Regions from separate parts of the Homo sapiens genome. Here all the other regions are linked to region 1. The links are chromatin loops, found by intact Hi-C in ENCODE. Cell type or tissue: mammary epithelial cell. All regions are shown on one strand. Links, peaks and the distances in the headings refer to the core of each region. The heading gives the core; the rest is flanking DNA.

Region 1 (7,774 bases), core at 1-5,000:
GCATGGTGGTATGCACCTGTAATCCCAGCTACTCAGGAGACTGAGGCAGGAGAATCGCTTGGACCCGGGTGGCGGAGATTGCAGTGAACCGAGATCGCGCCATTGCATGCCAGCCTGGGTGACAGAGCCAGACTCCATCTCAGAAACAAAAGATTAAAAGGAGAAACAGGTGTGAGTGCTTTGTAAACAATTTGCATGGCACAGCTGTCACTCTGACCTCAAAACCCCCTACCCACTCTGGCCCTTCTTCTCAGGTTGGGGAAGATGCCCCTGTTTTCTGCCTTGTTCATCCCTTGCCTGCAGGCTCCGCTCTAATTCACCTCTTCCCGGCAGCCTTAGCAGACAATCTCAGCTCATATATCTTGCTCCCTTTTCTGAGCTGAGCTCCTGAGCAGTTGCTATTTGAATCATTTGTTCAGCAATTTGCTGTGTATTTGCCTTGTGAAATCTCTTCATGGTTTTCCTGAGCCAATTCTGCAGTGATTAATTTATTACATGCTTGTATTTTGTCTGGCAAGGTTTTTATCCCCTTTAAATTTGGGGCTTACAGCTCATAGCTACGCCTGGCTAATTTTTGCAATTTTTTTCTTTTCTTTTCTTTTCTTTCTTTCTTTTTTTTTTTCTTTGAGATGGAGTCTCCCTCTTGTCGCCCAGGCTGGAGTTAAGTGGTGCGATCTCAGCTCACTGCAACTTCTGCCTCCCGGGTTCAGGCGATTCTCCTGCCCCAGCCTCCTGAGTAGCTGGGATTACAGGCGCCCACCACCATGCCCGGCTAATTTTTTGTATTTTTAGTAGAGACGGGGTTTCACCATGTTGATCAAGCTGGTCTCGAACTCCTGACCTCAGATGATCCACCCACCTCAGCCTCCCAAAGTGCTAGGATTACAGTTGTGAGCCACTGCACCTGGCCTTTTTCTCAACTTACTTTCTAATCTCTGGCACCCCCATCTTCCATAGTATACTTAGAATCCATCAACAGGTGTCATTGTGACAGACAAGAAAAAGGAAATCAGATTGCTTTGTAATACTGTTGGTGTGAAAATGTCACAACCTGCTTAGCTTTTTTAGCAGAGGGGGTCACTGGAATCAGCCCACACAGCAGAGGAACATGTCCCAGTCAATTGAGGGGGTCTGGTTGGGACCAGGAATCTATTTGAGGGAAAAGAAAGTTCAAGTACCTTATTCTATCACCCAAGTAAGCACTTCTTGTTTTTCCAGCTGGACAGGAAGCCCCTGGTTCGGGGCCAGGTGCTCTGTTTTGCCCTTCTCTGAATTGGCCACGATGTCCAGCGCAATACCTGGCTGCAAATCTGGTGCTTGCAGAAATCGCTGCGGCTTTAGTATGAGATGAAACTTTCTCTGGATCCAGGAGGAGAGGACTTGCATGAGCAGAGGGGGTCAAGAGGGTTGGGTGTCTCAGGGAAGAGATGAGGAGGGCCTCAACAGGGACAGTGGCAGTGGCCTGAGTTTCCTCCACAGGGCTGGAATCACCAGGCCGTGTCTAGGTCCTGAATTTTGGTTTTGGAAAAACAGCATCCTTCAAACCCAACAGCTGTAACAGAGATTGGAGCTCCCCTAGCCCAGGGTGGCTCCAGCTCAAATCCCAGCTCCACTCTTTTAGCTGGAGGACCTTGGACATGTCACCCTTTGTCTCTGAGCCTTGGTGTCTGTGGAGTGAGGATGATGATCCTCCCAAGACAGTGGTTAAAAAGAGGAAGACAGGCTGGGCGCAGTGGCTCTCGCCTGTAATCCCAGCACTTTGGGAGGCCGAGGCAGGTGGATAACCTGAGGTCAGGAGTTCAAGACCAACCTGGCCAACATGGCGAAACCCCGTCTCTACTAAAAATACAAAAAATTAGCCGGGCGTGGTGGCACACGCCTATAGTCCAAGCTACTTGGGAGGCTGAGGCATGAAAATTGCTTGAATGCGGGAGGCAGAGGTTGGAGTGAGCCGAGATTGCACCACTGCACTCCAGCCTGGGCAACAGAGTGAGACTCCGTCTCAAAAAAATAGATAAATAAATAAATTAATTAATTAAAAGGGGAAGACAAAAAAGGAGAACCAGGTGTGAAAGTGTTTTGCGAGTGATTCACAGAGCACAGATGTCAGAGGTTTTTATCGTCCTTCTGTTTATAGCTATTTTGCTGAACCCCTGCAGAGGTCGGGGCCGATGGTGCATTTCATGAACCCTAAGATGCTCAGGCCTCTGCATCAGACTTGGCTGGGAAGTGTCTTAAATGCAGATCCCTGGGCTCCAGCTTAGACCTGTTGGATTGGAATCTCTGGGGAAGGGGAGATCTTGGGGGCTGCATTTTCGCAACGCTCTGTGGGTGATGCCAATGCCTGCTGCGGTTTGAGGACCACTGTGCCAGAGGTGAGAACATGCAGTGTCTGTGCACACTGAGGTGGGCCTGTGCGAGGCACCAGCAATCCGTGTCCCCAGGGCCTCACCATCCCAGATAATCCAGGGTGTTGCGTGGGCCCGGAGGAGGGGCTCCTGCCCAACCAAAGGCCAGCGAAGGCTTCCTGGAGGAGGTGCTGGTGGTGCCCAGGCTGAGGCAGGCAAAGGGAAAGAGGGAAAGGTGCAAAGGCTTCCCGTGGCGGGTGGTGGAGGGGACAAGGCACAGTCCCAGGCCCCTGGGAATCGCAGTCTGGCGAGGGAGACAGTTGGGGGCAGCGACTGGCAAGGGCCTCAGAGGGGAGGGCTGGGTAGAGCCCCTTCCTCAGGATGGGTAGGATTCTAGGGGTTGAAATCAGGGTGAGGACACCCACCTACTCCCAGGAGGCTGAGCTAGGGCGGCGGCTCACACCCTCCCTCTTCAGCTCGCATCTCCTCCTCCCCTGAGGCTACTCCTGAGTCCGTCCAGGCGCCAAGGCAAGTGACCTCTGTCCTGGCCTGGCCCTGCCACTGAAAGTTGTGTGACCCTGGGTCTGGGTCCCCTCCAAGCTTCCATCCCTGTGGCTCCGTCTGAGATTCAATCCACAAGGGCTGGCTCTGCTGCCCACATTCCTGGGGAAGTGCTGCCACCCGGTGGCCATTAGGAAAGACAGCTCCTGGAGCACGCGGCCCGCCACAGAGCCCCCAGCTTTCCGCACCTGCCACTGTCGCCACCTGCTGACTCAGGGCTGCCGTGGAGCTCAGGGGTCTGTATACTTTGTGGACGGGTGAGCTGGTCTTGTGCATGCCCGCGTTGTGCCTGGCTGTCCGCTCTGCAGCCACCGCTGTCCCCCAGCCGAGGCCTGCAATCCTCCTTACTTAAAGGTCCAGAAGCCGGAGTGGGTTGCTGGAATTCAGCTCAGTTCGTCGTCAACATAGACATTTAGAGTGTGGGCTTTCAGGTCAAGCAGACGACAGTGACCCGGGCAGCTAAGGCTGGGTGCCTTCTGTGCACAGGCCCAGAACCGAGCAGCTTCCATTCCCTTCCTCACATGAGCCTCACAGCAGTGTGGTGATCCCACATGCTCACTCATTCACGCACTCATTCATTCAGTACATTTTTCTTGAGCACCTACTACGTCCAGGCCACACACCAGGGAACGAGACAAGCAAGGCCCTGCCTTGATAGAGCCCTCGTGAGTGGGAGGAGCAGGCAATCAACTGGTAAGCAAAGAGTTGACTGCTTCCAGCTGGTGGCAGACACCAGAGATTTTATAAAATGGAGGGGTGGGAAAGGTGATGGGTGCAGTGGCGCGATCTTGGCTCACTGCAACCTCCACCTCCTGAGTTCAAGTGATTCTCCTGCCTCAGCCTCCCAAGTAGCTGGGATTACAGGCAAGCGCCACCACAACTGGCTAATTTTTGTGTTTTTTGTAGAGATGGGGTTTCACCATGTTGGTCAGGCTGGTCTCGAACTCCTGACCTCAGATGATCCACCCACCTCGACCTCCCAAAGTGCTGGGATTACAGGCATGAGCCACTATGCCTGGCCCAGGGGGTTCTTTAGACGTGCCGCTCTGAGAGGGTCTCTCTGAGGAAGTGCTCAGGGACACCCAGGAGGAAGCAGCAGGGCGTTTCTGCGGCAGGTGTGCACTGTCACCCTCAAGCGGCCTGAGAAGAGGTGGTGCAGCCAGCAGGGGCCAGTCCTGCGTTCTTATCCCCCTCTTGTCACAGATGCCTGCAGAGTGGCTGGTGATGGGGCCTGCGCTTGCTTGCTAACCAGTCTCTAGTCTGTTTTCTACAGACAGCCAGGTCCCTGTGGGCAGAAACCTGGCCCATCCAGGTCACATCTCTGTCCCCAGCACCTAGCACACTGGCTAGCATGGGGTGACACTCAACACCTGTCTGTTAAATGAATGAATAACTGTGTCATCAAAAGTAGGAGGCCAGATACCAGGCAGTGGCCAGAGATAGCAGAGGCCTCAAGTGCTGGCATCAGAACCCCAGACTTGATCTGCCTGGCACTGAGGAGCCACAGAAGACTCTAGCCGGGAAGGGAAAGGGCAGTCAGACTTGTGTTTGCCTGGAGGCCCCTGGCTACCATAGACAGGCTGAGGGAGACAGGGGGGCCCATTGGTGGGGATGGGAACACCACCCCCTGAGTCTGAAGCAAGGTGGGGACAGGACCCAGGGGCCGAACCACTGGGAAGCTGGGTTGGGGCAGCAGAAGGGAGGCCTGGCGGGGTGGGCCAGCCCTGAGGACAGCGGGTCACGAGGGTCACCTTCCTCTTGGGACAGGAAAGTGTCTCCCACTAGGGTGGCAGCAGTGGAGGCGAGGGAGGGGGTTAGTGTGGCTCAGGGGCATCCGCATCCTTCTGGAAGCCTGTTCTTAGCTTTGATGGATCCCTGGCTCTCACCACCCTTGGGGTACAGGGCAGCTATCTCCTCTCTTCTCCACTGCCTCCTCCAGTCAGCTGCCTCCAGCCAAAGGTGGGAGGTGGGCTTCCGTGGGGCCCCAAGTCCCCCCAGCCACCCCCAAAGTGGTTCTATTCCTGGCTCGGCTGGGCGTGTAATGGGCTGACCTCTGCCCTCCCCTCCACCCCCACCCCCCATGTGCCCTGCCCCCGGGTTAGGTCAGTGATGAAAGCTGGTGGGAGCCCAGGGGGATGGGGAGGAGAGGGACAGAGCCTGATTGTTCCCCACCCTGGCAGCACAGTGGCTGGCTCATTGCGCTCGCCCTCTCTCTCTCCTCCCTCTCCCTTGGTCAGGGTTCTCAAACTCAAGTGGGAAGCTATTTCTCTTGTAGATGCTGCAACACCCCATCCCCACCCCTCCCTCAGAGGTTCTGAATCTTTGGGACCTTAGTGGGTTGGAGGCCCATGATTCAGACACAGGCGGGGAAGGCTGGTGGGACCACACTTTGGAAAGAGCCGGGGACCAGAGCCAGAAGACCTTGGGTGTCACTGGCCCCCTCTGAGCCTCAGTGACCTCAGTGTGGAATGGGGTCTTGGGACGCGAAGAGCAAGGCCAGCCTAGAGGAGAGGGATGAGGACAGACAGCAGGTGAAACTGATGTGAATGCGCCTGGTCCTTCCTTTCTCCTCGCCTGCCACGCCCCGACCTTCAGTATCCCTGTGTGCGTTGGTCTGTGCCGGGCTCTTTGTCCCATGGGTCTCGGTGGCCGCCTCTGCAGTGATAAATCCCAGACTGGCCTAAAGACCGTAGCTGTACGCCTGGCCTTGATAGTGGGTAGGGCAGGTGTCCCACCTCGTTCTGTAGGAGTGTCTCAGCTATTCTTACTGCTTTGCTCTTTCTCACTGATTTTTGGAATCAGCTTGATTAGCTCCATCAGAAAGCCTGTCAGGTTTTGATCAGGACTGAGTTGAACTGACATTAATTTGGGGAGAATGAACATGTTTATACTGAATCTCTCTATGCAACTTAATAGCTGTCTCTTTGCATTCACTTACATCTTTTATTTCTTATTAAGGGAATTTTTTAAAGTACAAAATTAGAGAGAAGAGGGTAATGACGCTTTTTGTACCTAACACCAAGTTGCCCAGTGATCCCTCACCGCCGCTCCATTTTCAGCCACAACCCTGCCCATGCTGCACCCCTTCCTCCATCTCAGCTTTCCTTATGGTGAAGCAAATATTGAGGATCTTCTTTAATGTCTTCCAATAACATTTTTTGTCTATGTTTTTATTTTCAAATAATTTTAGACTCACATGAAGTTGCAAAAATAGTACAGAAGGGTCCCAGGTACCCTTTTCCCAACTTCCCCCAAAGGTAACGTCTTATATAGCTAGAGTACTTGACCACAGAACTTTATTCAGAGTTCGCTAGTTCTGCATGCATTCGGGTAGGTGTGTGTGCACACGTGTGTATGCCTGTGTGTGCATGTGTATGTGTGTACAAGTGCCTCTGTGTGTGTGTGTGTGGTTCTATGCAATTTCATCATGAGTAGATTCAAGTAGCCACCATCACAATTAAGATACAGAACTGACCAGGCGTGGTGGCTCACCCCTGTAATCCCAGCACTTTAGGAGGCCAAGGCAGGCAGATCGCTTGAGGTCAGGAGTTTGAGACCAGCCTGGCCAACATGGTGACACTCTGTCCCTACTTAAAATACAAAAATTAGCTGGGCGGGGTGCAGTGGCTCCCGCCTGTAATCCTAGCACTTTGGAAGGCTGAGGAGGGCGGATTGCCTGAGCTCAGGAGTTCGAGACCAGCCAGGACAACATGATGAAACCCCATCTCTATTAAAATACAAAAAATTAGCTGGACGTGGTGGCGCATGCCTGTAATCCCAGCTACTTGGGAGGCTGAGACAGGAAAATTGCTTGGACCTGGGAGGCGGAGGTTGCAGTGAGCCAAGATCGCACCATTGCACTCCAGCCTGGGCAACAGAGCAAGACCCTGTCTTAAAAAAAAAATTAGTTGGGCATGGTGGCACGCACCTGCAATCCCAGCTACTCAGGAGGCTGAGGCACGAGAATCACTTGGACCTGGGATCATGCCACTGCACTCCAGCCTGGGCGATAGAGTGAGACTACATCTCAAAAAAAAAAAAAGAAAGAAAGAAACTGCCAAGCCATTTTTCAGTGTGCCTGTACCTCAATAGCATTTTAGGTTTATCACCATAAATATTTCGTTAGATGTAATTTTTGTTATTATTGTAAATGGAAGATTTTTTAAAATTATATGTTGTCAGCTGTGATGTTTATAAATGCAATTACTTTTTTCTTGAGATACAATTTACATACCATAAAAATTCATCATTTTAAAGTGTACGATTCAGTGGTTTTTTGTATATTCTCAAGGTTATATACAACCATCACTGCTATCTAATTCCAGAACATTTTCATCATACCAAAAGAAAACTTAACCCATTCATAGTCACTCCCCAAGCCCTCCTCTCCCCAGCTCCCCGAAGCTACTAATATACTCTCTGTCACTATAGATTTGTCTATTCTGGGCATTTCATATAAATGGAATCACTTCATATGTGACCTTTTACCTCTGGCTTCTTTTGCTGAGGATCATGTTTTCAAGGGTTATCGGTGTTTTAGCTCTAATTAGTTTTTTTGTTTGTTTTGTTTTGTTTTGTTTGAGATGGAGTCTTGCTCTGTCGCTCAGGCTGGAGTACAGTGGCGCGATCTCGGCTCACTACAACCTCCACCTCTCGGGTTCAAGTGATTCTCCTGCCTCAGCCTCCTGAGTAGCTGGGATTACAGGCACCCACCACCACGCCCGGCTAACTTTTGTATTTTTAGTAGAGACGGGGTTTCACCGTGTTGGCCAGGCTGGTCCCGAACTCCTGACCTCACGTGATCCACCTGCCTCGGTCTCCCAAAGTGCTAGGATTACAGGCGTGAGCCACCGCACCCTATAATT
Region 2 (7,774 bases), core at 1,040-6,039, 180 kb before region 1:
CTTGCTGGTGAAGAGTCATCTGGAGATTGGTGGAGACTTGTCTGTCCTGAGACATCCTGAGCTGCCTCCAGCACAGGCAGGCAGTACACACAGCCCTCAGCCCTGTCTAGGGGCTCCTGGCCCTGCAGGCAGCAGATAGACGGTAATGGTCGTGACAGCCAACACCCAGCGCAGTGAGCCCCGGACACACTTCTGAACACTTTCATGCTCACGCCTCACAGCCACCTGCCAAGTTGGTGCTCCTGTGATCCCCTTTGATAGATGAGGAAACTGAACCCAAAGAGGCTCACACACATCGCATACCTCTGCTGTATGTGTGTGAAGGGTGAAGGGACAGTCACAACAAGGCGTGGTCAGTGCTGGGGGACATATACATGGGGATGCCACCTGGAGATGGGAGCCCTTAATGGATTAGGGCAACCGTGAGTAGCATAAAATGCCGCAAATGTGTTCCTTTCCAAATCGCTGAAGGCCAGCTTTGCCTAAAAAACATCACCAGGGCTTTCCACGCTCCAGTTCAGTCAGTGAAACTGTTGTGGTGTGCCCCGTGTGTGCCATGAGTGGCACCTGTGTCCTGAGGAAGGCGAGAGGGGGAGACCAGTCATTGTGACACAGGGTGGGAAGTGTCTGCAAATCAGGTTCCGTGGGTAGGAGGGCACTCACCTCCACGATGGTCACCGGGGACTTGTCACACTGGGTGCCATCCCAGCTGGGGTTGATGGATCCTGAGAGTACAGCGGGAAGGGTGCTAGAACCTCTGGGATCTGGGAGTGCAGAAGCACCGAAGGATAAGAGAACCTGCTCTGGGGAGAAGTGCAGCATTAGTGCTGCTCGGGAGTGGCGGGAGCTTGGGCAGGGACCAGGTCACCCATTGAAAGATCAAGTGCCAAGCTGGGCGGCACCAGGGAGCCTAAAAGGACTCTGTACTGCAGGGGCTGGCGGGGTCAGATGAGAAGAAGCCCTCTGGCTGGAGGGCCACCGTGGCTCCCTCGACCTGTTCTGACCCTGTTCTGCCCCTCCCCTTGGCCTTGTGCCTTTACTGGATGCCCATCCTCATTCCCATGTCCTCACCCTGGCTCTTCCTCTTGCGTTCTTTCATTTTGGGTACCGTCTGCTGCACCCCTTCCCCCGCCTTCTCCACACTCTCCTCCATCCTGGCATGTCCATTTGCCTCTAGCACCCTGCAGGCAGCAGCCTTCATTTTGCTGACCCAGAAGGAACCACCTGACCAGGAGACCCGTTACAGCGTGTTGCTGTATTTATAGCATCAACATTTACAGCAGACTTGCTGTGCCATCACTCCCGGTGGCAAATTTTGGGTCTTTGTGGAGATGTTGAGCCGAGTCCCAATTTAGAATGAGCAGCCCAAGCTTCCCAAGGTTTTTACTGTGTTCTGTGTGCTGCCGTGTGCTTTGTTGTAGCTCATAGTGCTGTGCGTATTCCGGATACCGCTACAGGTTGTTGACTGGATGAAGGTTCTTCCCTCTCACTCCTGCTTGGAATTTCTCCCAAGATTTTCACAGAGACTGTTTTGTTGTTATCTTATAAAATTGTGACCTGTAACACACAAGTATGTAAGACAAATATTTATTTATAAATACATTAGAGATGAGGTCTCGCTATGTTGCCCAGGCTGGAGTGCAGTGGCTGTTCAGAGGTGCGATCCCACTCTGGAGTTTGACTTGCTCTGTTTCCAACCTGGGCTGGTTCACCCCTCCTTCGGCAACCTGGTGATCCCCCACTCCCAGGAGGTCACCGTACTGCTGCCAGACTTGGTGCAGACACCAGATCAGTGTAGCACACTACAGCCCAGAACTCCCAGACTCAAGACGTCCTCCTGCCGCAGCAGTAGCTGGGACCACAGGCGCATGCCACTGCGCCCGGAAAAACTAATAAAGGCAATACTGTTTCGCCCCAGGGTCGACACTGCCAGCCCTCCCAAACCTCCTGAGTACCCACCCTTACCTCAGCCTCCTCTGGCCTCCCCACATAACCCTGAACTCACGACAGTCCCTTCATAGTATTACGCCAGTGCAGGGGTGCATCCCGGGATAAGATAATTTAGGTGTGCCGGGTTTTGAACTTAGGAGTGGGAGGTCAGATGTCTGTGTTCTTGACGGGCTCCTTTTGCACAACCTTATGTCCCCCAGCCTCCTCCCTGTTGCCACACACAGCTGTGGCTCTTTCACCTCCATTGCTGTTTAGAATCCCAGCATCTGCGGACCCATTCTGCTGATTTGACTGGTTTCTCCTGGACACTCTCTTCGCAGCCTTGGTCATCTATAATTTCCTGAGCCTGTGCTATGAGTACCTAGGAGGAGAAAGTTCCATCATGTCGGAGATCAGAGGAAAACCCATTGAGTGAGTATGGAGTCTTCCCAGAGCCCTAAACCACCCCGTTTCCTGGGCCTGGTGTACCTCGAGCCGTCCTGGCACCAGCTGGACACAGACCATGTCTGCCCGTGACCTTGACCTGCTGTGCCTCACCACATTTCCTGAGCAACGCCATTCTTCTGGGCGTTTTAGGAGGGCCTCTGCGGCTCAGTCTTTCTCTCTCTGTCTCTTCCTGTCTCAGTCTTAGTGCTTTCCTGTCTGTTTCTGCCTCCTGCAGTTTTTACATTCAGAGCTCTCCAAGTTGGTTTGTCACCCCAGGGCCAGTGCAGCCCTGTGTCCCTCCGCCTATGGCATGTGCGGATGCCCTGCCATGCCTCTCCCTGTGCTTGGCCTCGGGTTCAAAGTCTGCCCAGAATGTGTGCCCCAGCTCGTCTGGATGGGTGGGAGGGCGGCCTTCCCCACCCCACTGTTCCCAAGTCCTGGCTCTTCACTCACTGCCACTGCCTGCTATGCTTGTCTCTTCCAGGTCCAGCTGTATGTATGGCACCTGCTGCCTCTGGGGAAAGACTTATTCCATCGGATTTCTGAGGTTCTGCAAACAGGTGTGTGCCCCCAGCAGCTGCCTAGCTCAGGAGGAGCAGGGCGGGGTCTGGGAGGCCCTGCCGTGGGCTGCCCTGGGCCCCACCTTAGAGGTCCCCTTTCCTATGAGGCACCCCAGGCCCCCAGCACCCACCCCCCGAAGCTGTTAGGCAGATACCACATTAGCAGGGTGTGCTTGGAGGGGCAGCGACCGACATCCTGGGAGTGTCTGTTGCACTGTGGGCAAGAGCTGATCCCAGACTCTTGCTCGTGTGACCAAGTCTCAGTGTGTGTGAAAATCAGAAGAAGTGCGTGGGGATTCTAGAACCTCCATTTGAAAACTTCTCATCAGCTGCAGCTAGGGGGCAGGAGGGTTTTGGCATTAAAGACACACGCCAGAACAGGCCTCTGCCGTCTCTTCGTCTCTCCCTGCATTTCCTGGTTGGCAATCCAGCCGCTCTAGCTTCCTGGGCTGACTTCCCTGTGGTCTAGAGTAGCCTTGGCAGTCCAGCCGCTCTAGCTTCCTGGGCTGGCCTCCCTGTGGTCTAGAGTAGCCTTGGCAATCCAGCCGCTCTAGCTTCCTGGGCTGACCTCCCTGTGGTCTAGAGTAGCCTTGGCAATCCAGCCGCTCTAGCTTCCTGGGCTGGCCTCCCTGTGGTCTAGAGTAGCCTTGGCAATCCAGCCGCTCTAGCTTCCTGGGCTGACCTCCCTGTGGTCTAGAGTAGCCTTGGCAATCCAGCCGCTCTAGCTTCCTGGGCTGGCCTCCCTGTGGTCTAGAGTAGCCTTGGCAATCCAGCCGCTCTAGCTTCCTGGGCTGACCTCCCTGTGGTCTAGAGTAGCCTTGGCAATCCAGCCGCTCTAGCTTCCTGGGCTGACCTCCCTGTGGTCTAGAGTAGCCTTGGCAATCCAGCCGCTCTAGCTTCCTGGGCTGACCTCCCTGTGGTCTAGAGTAGCCTTGGCAATCCAGCCGCTCTAGCTTCCTGGGCTGGCCTCCCTGTGGTCTAGAGTAGCCTTGGCAATCCAGCCACTCTAGCTTCCTGGGCTGACCTCCCTGTGGTCTAGAGTAGCCTTGGCAATCCAGCTGCTCTAGCTTCCTGGGCTGACCTCCCTGTGGTCTAGAGTAGCCTGGGTGGGGGCAGTGTGGTGGGGTCGCTCAGTGTGTGGGCCTGGGTGTCTGACCATCTGAGCCTGATTTCCAGCTTTTCCTCTGACTCTGTGACCTTGGATAATTGGCTTACCCTCTCTGAGCTTTAGTTTCCTCCACTGTAAAATGAGTGTAATGATACTCCTCTCTAGAGATGGTTGTGAGGATCAGATGAGGTCATGGATGTAGAGCTTTCAGCCCGGCGTGGTGGAGCCCACGGCCTCCTGTTCAGGGAGGCAGAGTCTGAGGGGATCACGCCCACTCTTCATGACCTTGCGTTAGTCTCCTCTGGGGCTCCGTAGGGGCTCTGTCATGTCAGCCCCTCCAGCTTCGCCAAGAGTAGTCACGAAAGTACATGAAACCCACAGCCAAGTCACGATGGCCCTGGAGGGCGGGGCCTGCTGCTCCCTTCTGTGCAGGGCCCAGGCCACAGGGCGGGCACACCCACAAAGCCTCCACCTGAACATGCCAAGTCTCCAGTTCTGCTTCCAGACCTTCCTTCCCTAGCATGTTCCTAAATTCAGAATCTCACCACTGGACCTGCAGGGAAAGAGTTAAAACTATCCTGGGTTCAGGGTGGGGCATTGAGAGCCATTGTTTACCAGTTGGTGCAGCCACCCAGGTTCCGGCCAGCTGTGACTCACTGCCTTGTTTGATGATTATATTGTCTACAAAATTTTGATTTCATGATTGTTAGCTAGTGTGGCCTTGTTAGAAATTATTCCCCAGCCCTGTGGGCTCAGATGTTCTGTTCTTGTTCCTGGCGGTGGCAGGGAGAGATATAAGAAGAAAGAGAACAAAAGAGGCCTCTTCCTTTCTTTACCAGGGCGAGAGAGCACACCCCACAGCTTTGTCCTAGAGGCACAGAGACAGGCCTTTGACTCCTCAGGGCCAGTGCTCAATATCCAGACCTTCTGGAGAGATTCCCTACTTAAAGTAGAGATTCCCAGATCAACCACCCACTACCCTAGCCCATAGGAGAAGTTCTGGAATGGAGCCCTGGAACCTGGCACATGTCTAAAGCTCCCTGGGGGTTCTGATGTCCAGCCCAGCCTGGGAACTGCTGACTGGTCCAGGGTATGGTCAGGTGATGATTCTGGGGCCTGCTGGCCTGGGCTCTGCTGCTGCTGCTGCTGCTGCTTCAGCTTCTCTCTGCCTCAGTTTCCTCACCTGTACCATGGGGATAATGACAGCACCCACGTCAGGGGGCTGTCATGAGTACCAGGTGAGCTGACCCAGGGAAACACCAGCCTGTTGCTAGGCTCATAACTGGAACTCATGCAAACTGCCGTTCTTCCCTTTTCCCCAGAAGGTGCCAGTCCCACTTCTCTAGGCGGGATGACAGGGCCAGGGACGTTCTGTGGGGCTTTCTGAGAGTGGGACTGCACGTCTGCCCCATCACGCGGGCCTCTCCGTATGGCAGCCCCATGGTGTGGGCTGCCTGGGGCTCCCCTGCAAGACCCACTCAGATCCCCAGTTGGGGCAGAAGCTGCAGGTTTCACGGATCACGGTTCCCACTCCAGGCTCCTCGTCCTCTTTGCAGCTACACTAGTTGAGCCTTTTGGATTGGATTTAACCTCCCCCAGCTCCTCAGAAGGGGTCTTAGGGCTTAGATTTATTTGCTTTCTAGATAATGGTGATACTAGTGATGTTATGGGCACCATGGGTCCGCCCGTAGGGAATCGGGAAAACCTGGCTGAGGAACTCTTTCCGTGGCTCAGCCAGCTAGCAGGCGCCGTTAGTGCATGTACAGAGGCGGGAGACTCCCGAGAAGATGCTGCGCTTCCTGGCTGTGCCATCCCCGCAGCAGTGGCCCTGTGGTGTGGGGAGTGACTACATCCTTTTCATCAGGGAGTCTGTGCTCAGAGGCCAAGTGTCTGCCCAAGCTGTCCCCAGAGTTCAAACTCAGATTTTGAGACTCTGGAGTCCACGTGCTCTGGGCTCCTGCAGGTCACCTCCATCCCCAGAGTGACCTCTGCTGACCAGAAACCCTGGACCCAGGCCCAGAGAGTAGGGCTAGGAACCAGATCGGGGGTGGACATGGAGGATGGGAGGAGGCCCTCACCTGCGCCGGCTTCCCGGTGGCTGGTTCCTTGAGCAGGGCCCTAGCCTTGCCCCGGGCACCAAGGTCTCCAGGACCTGGCCCTGCCCATCTCCTCAGCCACCTCTCTAGTGCGCAGCCCCTTGCACCTGTCCACCCTCTGCCTCGGGGCCTTGGTGCAAGCTGCCCCCTCTGCCTGTCGAGCCTCTCATCTCCGGCACCCACCTGATGGTCCTGGCTCGAGAAGCTTCCTTGTGTGCATCTCCTGTCTCCCGCCTCCATCGTGCCCTGCCACACCATTCCTCCCTTCCTCCCTCCCTTCCTCCACATGCTCATATCACATACGGCATTGCGCTGGCTGCATCTCCTATATGTTCTGCCCCCCGCCCCGCGCAGACAGCAGTCCCCTGGGAGCAGGACACGTAGCCACCCCCCATCTCCTCCATCTCCTCTATCCTTCCATCCCCTCCATCCCTTCGTCCCTCCATCCCCTCCGTCCCTCCATCCCTCCGTCCTCTCCGTCTCCTTCATCCTCTCTGTCCCTCCATCCGGTACAGTTCCGTCTGCCAGAGGCAGGGCTTGCTTCATGCCTTCTGTGCTCCTCCTCCACACTCAACCTCCTTTTCCCCCCAACAGGCCACCCTGCAGTTCTGTGTGGTGAAGCCACTCATGGCGGTCAGCACTGTGGTCCTCCAGGCCTTCGGCAAGTACCGGGATGGGGACTTTGAGTAAGCAGCGGGTGCTCCCCGGGGTGTGTGGGAGGAGTGTTGGCGCAGGCTGGTGCCTTGGCTCAGGGAAGGGGGCAGCCAGAGTGGCCGCACAGCCATGACCTTCCTGGGTGTCTGGTGCTCACAACCCCCCTGAAGTCTGAGCCCAGCAGTGGACACCCTTGCAGTTGGCCCCGCTGCCAGCCCCGGAGTGAGCCATTGGCAGCAGTCACGTTCATGTCCAGGCTGCAGAGTGGTACCATGAAGGGATGGGCCACAAAGGGACAGTGACCACTGCTGAGGCAGGGAGCGAGAGGGTCAGAGCCCCAAGAGGTCGGCTCAAGTCCACAGATACAAAGCCCGTGCTGTGTAAATTGTCCACACCCATTTCATTCTGGGCTTAGTGAAAGTGACCCCGTGGCTGGGCACAGTGGTTCACGCCTGTAATCCTAGCACTTTGGGAGGCCAACGCGGGTAGATCACCTGAGGTCAGGAGTTCAAGACCAGCCTGGCCAACATGGTGAAACCCCATCACTACTAAAAATACAAAAAATTAACCGGGCGTGGTGACGGGTGCCTATAATCCCAGCTACTCGGGAGGCTGAGGCAGGAGAATCGCTTGAACCCAGGAGGCAGAGGTTGCGGTGAGCCAAGATCACGCCATTGCACTCTAGCCTGGGTGACAAGAACAAAACTCCATATCTAAAAAAAAAAAAAAAAAAAGTGACCATGTGTCTAGCCCTGTGCTTTCAAGCTCTCGGCACACACTGTCTGTGAACTGTGTAACAGCCCTGCCAGGGCAGGTGGGCAAAAGGAGGTCAGGGGGATGCAGCCGACCGAGTGAAAAGGCAGCAGAGCTGAGCAGCGTCACCTATTTTGACGCCTGTTATCTGAGTGTCAGGCTATGGCCTCGGGCCCGGCCCTGGCTTCCACACTGGTGTCCAACGTTAGGAGTGTGGGCACCAGGGC
Region 3 (7,774 bases), core at 1,040-6,039, 670 kb before region 1:
CAAAATCGGAGGAGACTTGCAAACAATAAAAAAGATAAACCCAGTCAGGGAAACAACTGTCCTGAGCCATCAAAATGAATCCAAGTCAGGAGCAGTGGCTCATGCCTGTAACCCCAGCACTTTGGGAGGCCAAGGAAGGCAGATCACTTGAGGCCAGGAGTTTGAGACCAGGCAGGACAACCTGGTAAGACCTCCGTCTCTACAAAAAAATACAAAAATTAAGGCTGGGCACGGTGGCTCACTCCTGTAACCCCAGCACTTTGCGAGGTCAAGGCAGGCGGATCACCTGAGGTCGGGAGTTCGCGACCAGCCTGAACAACATGGAGAAACCCTGTCTCTACTAAAATACAAAATTAGCCAGGCGTGGTGGCACATGCCTGTAATCCCAGCTACTCAGGAGGCTGAGGCAGGAAAATCGCTTGAATCTGGGAGGTGGAGGTTGTGGTGAGCCGAGATCGTGCCATTGCACTCCAGCCTGGGCAACAAGAGCGAAACTCTGTTTCCCCCACCCTACAAAAAAAAGAAAAATTGACTGGGTGTGGCAGGATACGCTGTAGTCTCAGCTACTTGGGAGGCTGAGGTGGGAGGATCACTTGAGCCTGGGAGGTTGTGGCTGCAGTGAGCCATGATCGAGCTACTGCACTCTAGCCTGGGTGACAGAGCGAGACTGTGTCTCATAAACAACAACAACAAAAAGTGGATTCAACTTAACATCACTGGCCCTCAGTTTCCCCATCTGTAAAATGGGGAGATAACAATATCCACTTCAGAGGGTCACTTGATGTTTAAATGTCACAACACACATGAAGTGTCCAGCACACAACTAGCAGGAACTAGGTGTTTAAGCAATTGCACCTGTTATTACTATTACTATCCTTCCAGTAACAATAAATGTTTCCAAATATCACCGTAAGGACTGGTTACATAAATCAGGGCACGTGTATGAAATGTGCTGTACAAAAGAAGAAATTTTTATCTACTGATATGGACTAATCTCCAAAATATGCTTTTAAGGGGAAAAAAAAAGTAAGTTGCATATAGAATGCTATCATAAAAAGAGGTGAGTGTTCAGCTATGCATGGTGGCTCATGCCCATAATCCCAGCACTTTGGGAGGCCAAGGTGGGTGAATCACCTGAGGTCAGGAATTCGAGACCAGCTTGGCCAACATGGTGAAAACCCCTTCTCTACTAAAAATACAAAAAAAAAAAAAATTAGCTGCATGTGGTGGCAGTTGCCTGTAATCCCAGCTACTCAGGAGGCTGAGGCAGGAGAATCGCTTGAACCAAGGAGGCGGAGGTTGCAGTGAGCCAAGATTGCGCCATTGCACTCCAGCCTGGGCAAGAGTGAGACTCCATCTCAAAGAAAATAAAGGCCAGGCGCGGTGGCTCACACCTGTAATCCCAGCACTTTGGGAGGCCGAGGCGGGCAGATCATGAGGTCAGGAGCTCGAGACCATCCTGGCTAACATGGTGAAACCCTGTCTCTACTAAAAATACAAAAAATTAGCTGGGCATCGTGGCGGGCGCCTGTAGTCCCAGCTACTTGGGAGGCTGAGGCAGAAGAATGGCATGAACCCGGGAGGCAGAGCTTGCAGTGAGCTGAGATCGCGCCACTGCACTCCAGCCTGGGCGACAGAGCGAGACTCCGTCTCAAAAAAAAAAAAAAAAAGAAAGAAAGAAAATAAAAGGCAGTGGGGGATAACTGGTGACTGATTCATGGCTTAAAAAAAGCAGCTGAAAGATATTTGGGAAACATCTGAAATAATATAAATACAGACTAAATATTTGAGGATATTAGGTAACTATTCTTCATTTTCTTGATTGTAAAAACAGTAGGAGACAGGCCTCACTTTTAGGAGCTGTATGCTGAAGTGTTTAGCAGTGAAAAGTCACAATGTCTACATTGTGACTTTGTCTGGGATGAAGACATGTCCACTATTTTTAAGTGATTCAGCCACAAAAAAAAAAAACCAAACTAAACATATATACTTGGCTGGGCACGGTGGCTCACACCTGTAATCCCAGCACCTTGGGAGGCACCAAGGTGGGATGATTACTTCAAGCCAAGAGTTTTGAGACCAGCCTTGGCAACATAGCAAGATCTCGTCTCTAAAAAAATTAGTATTAGCCAGGCATGGTTGTGCACGCCTGTGGTCCTAGGTACTTGGGAGGCTGAGATGGGAGGATCCCTTGAGCCCAGGAGTTTGAGGTTATAGTGAACTACAGTCGCACCACCGCACTCTAGCCTGGGTAACAGAGTGAGGCTTTGTCTCTTTAAAAAATATTAAATCAGGCTGGGTACGGTGGCTCACGCCTATAATCTCAGCACTTTGGGAGGCCAAGGTGGGCAGATTGCTGGAGGTCAGGAGTTCCAGACCAGCCTAGCCAACATAGTGAAACCTCGTCTCTACTAAAAATACTAAAAATTAGCTGGGTGTGGTGGCACGTGCCTGTAATCCCAGCTACTCGGGAAGCTGAGACAGGAGAATCATTTGAACCCAAGAGGCGGAGGCTGAAGTGAACTGAGATTGCACAACTGCACTCCAGTCTGGGCGAAAGAGCAAGACTCCATCTCAAAAAAAAAATTAAAATAAATAAAAAACATATATACACATATGTACCCACCATATAGACACATAAATATGGCAAAATGTTAATGATTGCTAAATCTAAGTGGTGGATTTATGGTATTGGTTATACTATTCTTTCACCTTTTCTGAATGTTTAAAATTGGAGGGAGAGAACATATACACATTTGCTGATCTGAGTACAAAATATCTCTGGCAGGTACACAGGAAACTGGAAACACTGGTTGCCTCTGGGAGGAAACTTTTCACAATTTTGTACCATACTAAACCAGAAGAAAATTTGAAAGAAAAGCTGCCATGATGTGTTTACACAGTGCCCTATCCATTCCAGTGTGTCACGGAGACGCCCACTGAGTTTCCATGGCTCCTAGATGAGTCACCCCAGCTGGCACTTCCCTCTCCCTCCACCAGGACACTTCCACAGTCTTCCCGACGTCTTCCTGTGCCCTTCGGCCACCTTTCCAACCCAATGCAGACTTGCTTTTGCTCTTCCCAACCTGGAGAAGAGAGTGCTCTACGGCTGTTTTCTATATATTTTAAATATTTTTTCCTAGAAGTCAAATGCCATGGGACTATAATGAAATATTTCATTGTTTTCTACAGAAAGGTTAACATTTGGATCACAACCAAAAAGTCAGATAATATATATGTAACATTTTGTCCAGGGTGAAGATATTTCCATTAATTGGTCTTACTCACTGTAGCTCAGCTGGAAAAATGCTTATTCTCAACCAGTTTCTATACCCTTCTTAATATCAACCCAACAACTCCCCTAAATACGCCCTCTGGATCTTCCACTAAGATCCCTTCCTGGCAAGCAGCTTTCCTCAGCCCAGTCAAGAAGCTGGTCATGGCCCTTTGCAACATTGAAGGAAATGGGAAATGAAGGCATGCTGAGGTCCCAAAAGCCTCAGGCAGAGAGCCTACGAGTGTTCACACGGCTCTGCCTCTCTTTACTGCTCTCCAGTTTAGGGAGAATTTGCTTGAGAACCTGTGTTTGTGCAGCAACTTGATCAAGTTTGCTATGAACAGATGCTTATGTTTACTACATTTATTAATACAGGCAGCTGAAGGAATCGAGAAATGGGGAAGGGTTTTGGGAAGGCCTTGCCGAGGGAACACTCGAGGCATGTGTGTCTCTGACTCTGTCCCTTCCCGCCCTCCCTCTTCCTTACTCCTGCTGTGAAAGCTGTGGAGATGTGCACAAGGTTACAGGCCTTGCCGCTCCCCTCAGCACTCCCACTGTCTGTCCAGGGAGGAAGATCAGTGGGTCACAAAGGCAAGCTTAGCAATGAGATCCAACACAGAGCCCTCTGCTCCCTTTCTTTCTCAGTTAATCTATTAGATGAGCTGCTTAAACACTTTTTGGTTGTTTTTAATGTTCCGAGCAGGAATAGCTGCTTAAAAATTTAATCACGCTCGACCCTAAGCTTTTTGGGAGCCTCTGGACAGCCCTGTTCATTGCTGTATCATCAGACCTCACATAGTACCAGACACACAGGAGCCTCTCAACAAGGGCTGTGCACTGGCCGATCCTCCTCCCAGGCTCCAGGAGGCCACCTCTCAGGGCCTCTCGACTGTGGCCTGTGCCTCCTATGGCTGTCTTCTCCGTTTCTTCCCCAGGCCTGCCCCTCTGAAGGTACTACCTACCTGGTGTCACCTCCTCAAAGTAGCCCAATCCTCTGCAGAAAACATTTCTGAAGGTAACAAGTAAGGCCCAGGAGAAACCCTCCTCTATGCCTCTGCAAAAAATAAGACAGGTCTTCAAGGGTACCTGGTTTTTACCAAGAGGATACCTTCCCTAGTCTAATGTAAGGGAGAGATCAAGGTTCAAGCCTTGAGAAGACCATTACTCAGAGGACTGGGCACCCCTGCAAAACTCGCCAGCCTCACCCGATGTCAAAGCCCCAAACCAACAGGCCTCAGTCTCAGAACAGTTTCAGACTTGCACATAACCAGACCCAAGCAGCCCTGCTGACGCCTCCCCTCCTTGGGGCGCCTCCCACTCACCATGAGCATGCAGAAGTCAGGCAGATGGCCTGTCATGCCGAAGACAGTGGTTTTCAGGTACTTCTCATGACCAGCCAAGTCGATGAAGGTAATGACTTTCGTGGACTTCTCACAGATCTTGGTCCACTCCAGGCTGCCGCCGTGGCTGTCAGGCTTGTTCACTACATTGCCTTCACTGTCAAAGCCCAGAATGTCGTTGCCCACACTGCTGGTGCGACCAGATTCAATTTCATGTTTGTGGCGGAAGAGTTTCTGGCGGGCAAAGCCTCGGCCATTGTCCAGCTCCCCATGTGTCAGGACCCCCAGAAGCGTGCTTTTGCCAGCATCCACGTTGCCCACCACTGCTACCCTGCGTGTAGATGAACCCATACATCTATGTGAGAGTTAGTGAATGAGTGAGGTGGAGCGACCATCATAACCCCAGTAATTGGATCCGCAAGTCCAGGCTTGCCCCGATCCCCTCCGGCTCACAGCTCCTCCTTGAGCCGGAGGAGCACAGTGGGAAGGTTCCTAGAGCTGCTGCTGTAGAGTCATCAGAAGGGCCCAGACTCCCACAGCGGCTATCTCCCTTAACTCCCACTAGCTTCTGGGTGCTGCCAGGAAGAGCCGCAAGGCTACCAGAGGCACAAAAGGCTCTTCTCCATGACCCTGGTTTCCAGGCTCACAGGCTGAAGGGAAAAGAAACACACCCACAGAGAATGGCCACAGAATGCACGGCTGGCCTCTCTCGTGCTCTTCCCAAAGTGACAGGGAAGTGCAGAATTAGAGCAAGGAGCCCACGTCTCCAGACACCTGGACACTCTTTCCCCGCCTCAGGAGGGGAAAGGATGGAGCTGACACGCCAAGTGCCACAGGCTCAGTCACCAACCTCTGTGAAGAATGGGGACCCCAAAATGTCCCGCGGCCTCCTCACCTGACCTCCAGGAAGTCATTGTCTCCTACTCGTTTCCGGACCAGGTAATCACGCACGCGGCCCCCAGCTTCTTGCCGTTCCCGCAGAAGGATGACATCGGCCTCTATCTGTTCCGCCATGCTCTTCACTGTGGCGTAGGAGGCCTCCATGTCAGCTTCACTCAGCCCATACTCAGTCCCATCTGGTGACAAGAGCCCAGACATCAGCAGGAGAGGGAGTCCTGACCAACCAGCCTGCCAACCAGCCAGCCAGGAACCCCACCTAACAAAGGCCACCACCCCCCGACCCCAGCACTGCAGAGGAACAGGGGTCCTCTCTACCTGAGAGAAAACCTGGGCACACACCAAGTTAAAACATGACAGTGCCACAGACCTCTCCATCAAGCAGAGCATTCGCTACTTCATTCAACAACAGCCACCGAGGCTCTCCCAGGTTTTATGCCAAGCCTCATGCTGGGTACTAGGACTACAGGTGCCCCTAGTGAGCTCACAGCCCAGTGGGGGAGGCAGACAGGAAATTAATTAATTGCAATACAGCTCAAGTGCTGCACTCTAGGACTGTGTGAAGAGAACATAAAGCACTGCCTGGGGAAGCCGAGGACAGTTCTGCAAAGGGCTGATGCCAAGCTAGGTCAACAAGTGCTGGGCCTGCAGAAGGAGGAAGGACATCCTAGCCAGAGGAACAAAGCGTGGCGTGGCAGATCATGGCAAGTTCAGGGACCAGGAAGCAGCTCAGTGTGTTGAGGAGCAGCATGGGTGACATGGAGTGTCGGGAGACTACATGAGAGGTGGAAGCAGCACAACAGACGGACAGCAGCGACACACCTTCTGCACCAGGCATTGAGACACCCGTAGGCTGAGGCAGGGGAGTAACATGATCAGATGGCTGTGGGTTAGAAAGATCTCCTGAGTAGCAGTGCCAAGTGTGCACCAGCAAGTGAGAGACCAGTAAGGGGGGAGTCCAGTTAGGAAGTAATTCTAATAATGCAGGCAAGAGATAATGACGACAGAAAGATGGAGGAAAATGGGGGAGGAACTCAGAAACATTTTAGAGATAAGATTTTTAACTGAGGTGGCTCAGGTGACATGTCCAGCAAGCAGCTGGAGAAATGAGTTTGAGCTCAGGACAAGGAAGGGAATCAGACAGAAGGCAGGACCAACCGACCAAACAGTTACTGAGCTCCTACTATATGACAACCCGTCAGCTGCTTTCCATGAGGTGCTGGATTTAATTTCCACAATCACTCCCTCAGCCTTTCCCAGCTGTCCTGTCTCTGAGAGCACCCCTGCTCCTTCCCTGGCTGGCTAACCCCTTCAGCATGTGTGACTCTCTTCCCCCGCACCAAATATTCTCCTTGTCTCTTCTTCTCTTCCTCCCACTCCAAACAAGCTCCTAAACTAAGGAAAGGAAAACCACCCCCCTTCCCTTGCCCCTGCTTATCTGCAAAGCTACCATCTCCTGTTTTTCCTTTCACCATCAAACATCTCGAGAGTCATCAACGCGTGTTGACTGTACTATCCCACCATCTACTCAATGGGAATCTGCCCACTACAGAAGAAACCGCAGTTGTCACATGCCACCAGTGGCCTTTTTTTTTTTTTTTTTTTTTGAGATGGAGTCTCACTCTGTCACCCAGGCTGGAGTGCAGTGGCACAATCCTTGCTCACAGCAACCTCTGCCTCCCAGGTTCAAGCGATTCTCCTGCCTCAGCCTCCCAGGTAGCTGGGATTACAGGCGCCCGCCATCATGCCTGGCTAAGTTTTGTATTTTCAGTAGAGACGGGGTTTCACCATGCTGGCCAGGCTGGTCTCGAACTCCTGACCTCAAGTGATCTGCCCGCCTTGGCCTCCCACCAAAGTGCTGGGATTACAGGCGTCAGCCATCATGCCTGGCCCACCAGTGGCCTTCTAAACTCTCTAATGCCCTCTTCTTGACTCCTACAGCATTCGATACTGCTGGCCACTCAGCCTTTCCCTCTTGAAGCACTTCCCTCCCACCCTGCTCACGCATCACCTGACCTCTCCTGATGTGCCTCCCCACCCCGTCCCCCGCTCTTGTCTCCTGAATGCCAGTTTTTTCCAGTAGTCTGTCAGTGGCCCTGTTCTGTTTCCTCCAAACTTTCCCCTTGGCCATCTTGTTCTATGGCTTTGGCTGTCATTTTGAAAACTATAAAAACACTCATTTCTAACACCATCCTATGCCCAGAACTCCAGACTGAATTTCCAATTGCCTGGATAACTCCTAGAAGTCTGATATCCAAAC

What was found. A loop is a pair of places that touch in the nucleus more often than their neighbours do. Peaks named below come from ENCODE experiments on the same cell type or tissue, not always from the same donor. Only the 100,000 strongest peaks of a DNase experiment are listed, where the experiment ranks them.
Region 2: a loop joins it to region 1, with 15 times the contacts of the local background. A loop is called at or near these places in 13 of 110 quality-filtered maps.
Region 3: a loop joins it to region 1, with 21 times the contacts of the local background. A loop is called at or near these places in 8 of 110 quality-filtered maps.

Annotation. Positions count from the first base shown.
Region 1 is chr22:38,047,751-38,055,524 of GRCh38, reverse strand. No RefSeq gene overlaps it. Among named protein-coding and RNA genes, the nearest start is that of PICK1, 5.8 kb to the left of the region's middle. RefSeq lists enhancers at 2,944-2,993, 4,089-4,589, 4,590-5,090. In mammary epithelial cell, for the core only: a CTCF peak has its summit at 3,030 (motif pointing left); no DNase peak of the experiment used is centred there.
Region 2 is chr22:38,225,831-38,233,604 of GRCh38, reverse strand. TMEM184B (transmembrane protein 184B) reads left to right here. Exons shown (of 9, transcript NM_012264.5): 4 at 2,271-2,361; 5 at 2,861-2,936; 6 at 6,735-6,826. TMEM184B-AS1 (TMEM184B antisense RNA 1) reads right to left here and starts at 2,285. Exons shown (of 2, transcript NR_186700.1): 1 at 2,190-2,285; 2 at 1,357-1,557. It also overlaps the pseudogene RN7SL704P. RefSeq lists an enhancer at 3,891-4,621. In mammary epithelial cell, for the core only: a CTCF peak has its summit at 3,276; a DNase peak (open chromatin) is centred at 4,634; H3K27ac peaks cover 2,314 bases.
Region 3 is chr22:38,713,826-38,721,599 of GRCh38, reverse strand. GTPBP1 (GTP binding protein 1) reads right to left here. Exons shown (of 12, transcript NM_004286.5): 3 at 5,513-5,693; 4 at 4,600-4,948. Among named protein-coding and RNA genes, the nearest start is that of GTPBP1, 12 kb to the right of the region's middle. In mammary epithelial cell, for the core only: a CTCF peak has its summit at 2,992; a DNase peak (open chromatin) is centred at 2,959; H3K27ac peaks cover 359 bases.